2 separate regions of the Homo sapiens genome follow, and region 2 is linked to region 1. Evidence: read pairs that join two places in POLR2A ChIA-PET (ENCODE). Cell type or tissue: OCI-LY7. All regions are shown on one strand. Each heading gives the region's core, and the rest is flanking DNA. Links, peaks and the distances in the headings are about the cores only. Region 1 overlaps COL6A6 (collagen type VI alpha 6 chain). Region 2 overlaps ATP2C1 (ATPase secretory pathway Ca2+ transporting 1).

The links. Peaks named below come from ENCODE experiments on the same cell type or tissue, not always from the same donor. Only the 100,000 strongest peaks of a DNase experiment are listed, where the experiment ranks them.
Region 2: POLR2A ChIA-PET joins it to region 1 with 6 read pairs; 1 of 35 experiments calls an interaction of 5 or more read pairs at or near these places.

The regions. Positions count from the first base shown.
Region 1 is chr3:130,528,874-130,531,787 of GRCh38, forward strand. All of the region lies in intron 1 of COL6A6 (collagen type VI alpha 6 chain), which reads left to right. Among named protein-coding and RNA genes, the nearest start is that of COL6A6, 13 kb to the left of the region's middle. In OCI-LY7, for the core only: CTCF peaks have their summits at 1,019 (motif pointing right) and 1,221; a DNase peak (open chromatin) is centred at 1,118; H3K4me3 peaks cover 403 bases.
Region 2 is chr3:130,924,435-130,927,348 of GRCh38, forward strand. The region is part of intron 2 of ATP2C1 (ATPase secretory pathway Ca2+ transporting 1); the gene reads left to right. Among named protein-coding and RNA genes, the nearest start is that of ATP2C1, 32 kb to the left of the region's middle. In OCI-LY7, for the core only: no CTCF peak of the experiment used is centred there; a DNase peak (open chromatin) is centred at 1,407; H3K4me3 peaks cover 582 bases.

The DNA.
Region 1 (2,914 bases), core at 161-2,660:
AAGGTCGGAAGATCGAAACCATCCTGGCTGACACGTTGCATAACCCTCTCTCTCCTAAAACTATAAAAAATTAGCCAGGTGTGGTGGACACCTGTAGTCCCAGCAACTTGGGAGGCTGAGGCACGAGAATGGCGTGAACCCGGGAGCTGGAGCTTGCAGTGAGCTGAGATCATGCCGCCACTGCACTCCAGCCTGGGCAACATCCCCAGGTGATGCCAAGGTGCAGCCTGGGCTGAGAGCCACTCTGGGCCTCAATCTCATTTGATAGCCCCTTATTCTCTTTGCCCTAGGAGATAGGCAAGGCAAAATGACTCCATCTTTTCTTAATTCTGAGAGATCATCAGTTGACCAATAGCTTTCAATGAAGGGGGGAAAAACACAGCAGGAAATGTACAAAAACACAGCAGGAAATGTAAAAAAAAAAAAAAAAAAAGCAGGAAGTGTACAAATCTCTAGTAACACACATCCTGATTTCATGCATGTTAAAATCAGGGTGGAGTGGAAATGTTCACTCTGAATTCAGGAAATATGGTATTTTCATCCCTAGTATACAGATGAGGAAAATGGAGCACAGAAAATGTATTGTGCAGATTGTATGATGATATGCCAGGGAGACACAGGCAACCTATTGTGACTTAGCTTGCTGAACTGCTTAAGCTCTTCTGTCCCCTCTGGGCCTTTCCAGATACATGCTGATCTCCCTGCCTTGGACATGCTGCCTCACCTCATTACAATCACCTGTTTAATTTCTGCTTCTCCTTCAAGTCTTCTCCTCAGCTTAGTCATCTGCTTTTTCTGAGGTATCTTTCCTGGTCCACACCCAGAGAAGGGGCCCCTGCTGGGAGCACCTGTAGTCCTTAGTGAGGTTCTCTATTAAAGCCAGATCTCTTTCTGTTGACATAAATTTAACCTCCTGGCCCTGGAAAAGTTCATGAGGGAAAGGACCATGACTGCCTTGTTATTTTATCTCCAACACCTGGTATATGGCAGGGGCTCAGTGAATTTTTGAGGATTGCACGAACTCAGTCCCCCTCCTCAGCAGAGGGCAGCACAGTGGTTTAGAGGAGTGGTTCTCAAAGTGTTGTCCTCAGCCCTTCCGTATTAGCATCACCTGGAACATTGTTTGATATGCAAATCCTGAGGCTCACCATGACCTACTGATTCAGAGTCTCTGGGGCTGTGGCCCAGCTGTCAGTGTTTCAGTCTAGCCCTCCTGGCGATTCTGAGGCTTGTTCCAGTGTGAGGATCACAGGTTAGGGTATGGACTCTGAAGCCAGACTGCCTGGCTTCGAAACCCTGGCTCTGTTGCTTAAAAACCGTTTGGCTCTGGAAAATTTACATCACCTTTCTGTACCTCAGCATTCTCATCTATCAAATGGAGTTGATAAAAATACCGTCTGAAGCTTGTTCCAGTGTGAGGACCATGGATTAGGGTATGGACTCTGAAGCCGGACTGCCTGGCCTCAAAACCCTTGCTCTGTTGCTTAAAAACCGTTTGGCTCTGGAAAATTTACATCGCCTTTCTGTACCTCAGCATTCTCATCTATCAAATGGAGTTGATAAAAATACTAGTAGCTACCTGAATTGGATTAAATGAGATAACCTAGAGCTGTTAACACAGCACTGCTCAAAGTAAGTGGTGAAAATATGTTAACTGTTAGTATTATTAACTGTGCAACTCTGGGAAAATTTATTCTCTGAGTTTTATTTCCTTTGTCTTTAAAACAAGGATTAAATTTGCCTCACAGGGTTTTGAAAGTTAAATGGTTGTAATATGTTAGGGTGCTTAACCTTTGGCTAGGCTGTGGGGCCCAGTTATTTAGTCAAACACCAGTCTCCGTGTTGCTGTGAAGGTGTTTTTTAGATATGATTAACATTTAAATCAGGAGATTTCAAGTGCAGTAGATTACCCTCAGTAATGCATGTGGGCCTCATTCAATCAGCTGAAGGCCTTAAGGAAAAAGACTGAGGTCCCCTGAGGGAGAAGAAATTCTGCTTTCAGACTTAAGATGGCAACATCAACTCCTGCTGGAATTTCCAACTTGTTGGCCTACTCCGCAAATTTGGGACTTGTCAACCCTCATAATTACGTGAACCAATTTCTTGAAGTCTCTCTTTCTCTCCTCTCCACCCCCCTCCTCTACACACACACACACACACACACAGACACACACACACACACACACAGTCTCTCTCTCTCTCTCTCTCTCTCTCTCTGCCACTCACACATTGCCTTTCTGTACCTATTGATTTTGTTTCGCTGGAGAACCCTAATTCAATGTGCTAAATATGTGTAGGTCCAGGCTTTTCAACCTATATAGTTTCTCAACTATTGACCTTCGGGCTGCACAATTCTTTATTTTGGGGAACTCTTCTGTGCACTGCAGGATGTTTAGCAGCATCTAACATCCTATTAGCAGCATACTAACAACAGTAGTGGGTTGACCTCTACCCACTAGATGTCAGTGGCACCCCACACCCCAGCAGAATCAAAAATATTTCCAGACATTGCCAAATGTCCACTGGGAATGGAAAATCTCCAGGTGAGAACAACTGGTATAAAAAGGAAAATGTATGAGCTCTTCCCCCTAGTTCACTCCCATTGAACCAGTGCTGCTCTGCTGCCCACATAGCCTACATTCTCTTCCCTTTCCCCATCAAAACACTGTCCACAAAGTCTGGCTCAAAATCACTACTATCAAAGGTGGCTCTAATAACCTGCCTCCCCCTTGAGCTTCTGCTCTCATGCCTGTCTTTTCACAGAGTTTTCTAATGTGCTTCTTATAGTCTCATAGGCCTGTGCTTTGTCCTTCTCCATTGAAACCCCTTGAAGGCAGGGGCAGCCATGAAAGAGAAGCAGATGATTTGATTTGAGTCAAAATCCTGCTGTTTACCAGCTTGTAGCCTTGGTAGA
Region 2 (2,914 bases), core at 151-2,650, 400 kb after region 1:
AAGATACACTGTTAATCTGATAGGTTTTTCTTTATAGGTTACCTGATACTTTTGCCCCACAGCTCTTAAGATTCTTTCCTTCATCTTGACTTTAGGTAATGATGACTATGTGCCTGGGCCATCTTTTTATGATGAATTTCCCAGGTATTTTTGAGCCTCTTGAGATTTGGATGTCTAGATCTCTAGCAAGACCGGGGAAGTTTTCCTTGATTATTTCCTGAAATATGTTTTCCAAACTTTCAAATTTCTTTTCTTCCTCAGGAACACGAATTATTTTTAGCTTTGGATGTTTAACGTAGACCCAGCCTTCACGGATGCTTTGTTTATTTTTTTTAAAATAATTTTTCTTTATCTTGGCAGATTGGGTTAATTCGAAAGCATTGTCTTCTGTCTCTGAAGTTCTTTCTTCTGCTTGTTCGATTCTATTGCTGAGACTTCCCAGTGCGTTTGGCATTTCTCTAAGTGTGTCCTTGATTTCCAGAAGTTGTGGTTGTTTTTTATTTATGCTATATATTTCACTGAAGAATTTTCCTTTTATATCCTGTATCATGTTTTTGATTTCTTTAAGTTGGACTTCAGCTTTCTCTGGTGCCTCCTTTGATTAGCTTAATAATTGACCTTCTAAATTCTTTTTCTGGCAATTCAGAGAGTTCGTCTTTGTTCGGATCCATTGCTGATGAGCTGGTACGATCTTTTGGTGGTGTTAAAGAACCTTGTTTTGTCATATTACCAGAATTGTTTTTCTGGTTCCTTCTCATTTGGGTAGACTATGTCAGAGGGAAGATCTGGGATTCAAGGGCTGCTTTTCAGATTCTTTTGTCCCATGGGGTTCTCCCTTGATGTGGTGTTCTCCCCTTTCCCCTAGGAATGGGGCTTCCTGAGTGCCAAACTGTAGTGATTGTTTTTGCTCTTCTGGGTCTAGCCACCCAGTCGAGCTACCAGGTGCCAGGCTAGTACTGGCGAGTGTCTGTAAAGAGTCCTATGATGTGATCCGTTTTCAGGTCTTGCAGCTGTGGATACTAGTACCTGCTCTGGTGGAGGTAGCTGGGGAGTGAAGTAGACTCTGTGAGGGTCCTTGGTTGTGTTTTTGTTTAGTGTGCTGGTTTTGTGTTGGTTGTCCTCCAGCTGGGAGTTGGCACTTTCAAGAGCATATCAGCTGTGGTGCTACAGGGAGGATGCACATTTGCCCTAGAGACACTTGGTCAAGTATTCAGGTTTCTCAGGCAGTGAGCAGGCCCATAGAGCTCCCAAGAGATTATGACCTTTGTCTTTGGCTACCAGGATGGCTAGAGAAAGACTACGAGGTGGGGGCAGGAATAGGGGTGTCTCAGCCTCTCCTTGGGTGAGCTTGCTGCAGCTGCTGTTGCGGGGGGTGGGGTGAGGGTGTGGTTCCCAGTCCAGTGGAGTTATAGTCCCAGGGGGATTGTGGCTGCCTCTGCTGAGTCATACAGGCCACCAGGGAAGTGGGGGAAAGCTGGCAGTCACAGACCTTACCTTGCTTCCATGCAACCTGTGGTCTTAAAGGCTGGTCTCACTTCCATCATGCCTCCCCAACATCACCAAGTCTTTTTCCAGGTAGCCGGTTACCAGGGTGGATACTTTGCCCCAGACCACAAGCCTCCCCCTTGAGAAAGCAAATGGACTCATAGTTTTTAGGCCTCCCAGAGAACCTGCAGTGGTGATCCAATTTCTTCAAAGGGTCTGTGGATTCTCTTGGCTTTCCTGGTTTGTTCCTGTGGTAGTTCTTGTATTGTAGCAAAAGTTCATGATGTGAGTCTCCACATGTTGCTCTGTCTGTCAGAATGGGAGATACAAGCTAGTCCTGCCTCCTATCCACCATCTTAATTTGAGCATCTAGATATAGTTTCGAATAATGTGTATCTACCTACAAAGTTCAGGCATGGAACGAGGCAAATAAAACAAACACAAAAACTGGATAGCAAAACTACTCCAATGAGGAGATAAAGGTTTTCAAAAAGTACTTGAACTGGAAAGCCTAGGTGATACTAAAACATTAAATAAAATAGTATATCCAAGACCCAGTATGTGTTAATATATGGGATAACCAGATCGTTTTAACTGCTCTGGCTAATCCTCATTTCTATAAATATGTAGACAAAACTAGCACTGCTGTATGGTAATAACTACCAGTATACTGCTTTGTCCTTTAAAATGTGTCTGCCATACTAGGCTCAAACTATTAAACCAAGTTTTTCTACTAAGGCTAGGAATGTCACATGTATGCAGGGATGAGAACCTTATCACACACACTCACGCTCACATACCAGGTCTCTCAGCCCTTGGGCGTCGCCTTCCAACTCCATGTGTATTTTATGCATGTGATCTTTATATGTGTTCTTTCGCTGTTTTCCTATCATGTGAAACACATTAAACATCTCAACACATTTGCGCCTGGTTTTGGTTGCCCAGTAGTATTCTTGTGTGCAATGAAACCAGTGAGCAAGTACACATAGTAGGAATTATACCATCTTGGTAGAAAACAGCTATATAAACACGGATGTACATATTTCACTGGAAATCTCAAGGACCCACCTCTTCAGTCTGTAGCAGAAGTCTGCTTGCCACATCAGATCCTTTTACCCTTCACCTCTATTCTTGGACCCCAAAGCAGGGCCAGTGCTTTTAGTTTTGTATCTGGTGTCCTCAAAATGAATATGGAAAGTTCATAAACACTATATAAGTACTATGTGAATCTGGTTGAAAACAGGTAAAACAACAAACCTACATATACTAACTGGTAGTTAAATTTATTTCACAAGAAAACCATCTTTAAGATTTTTTTTTTAACTTTTTTTTTTTTTTTGAGACAGAGTCTCGCTCTGTCGCCCAGGCTGGAGTGCAGTGGCGTGATCTCAGCTCACTGCAAGCTCTGCCTCCCGGGTTCATGCCATTC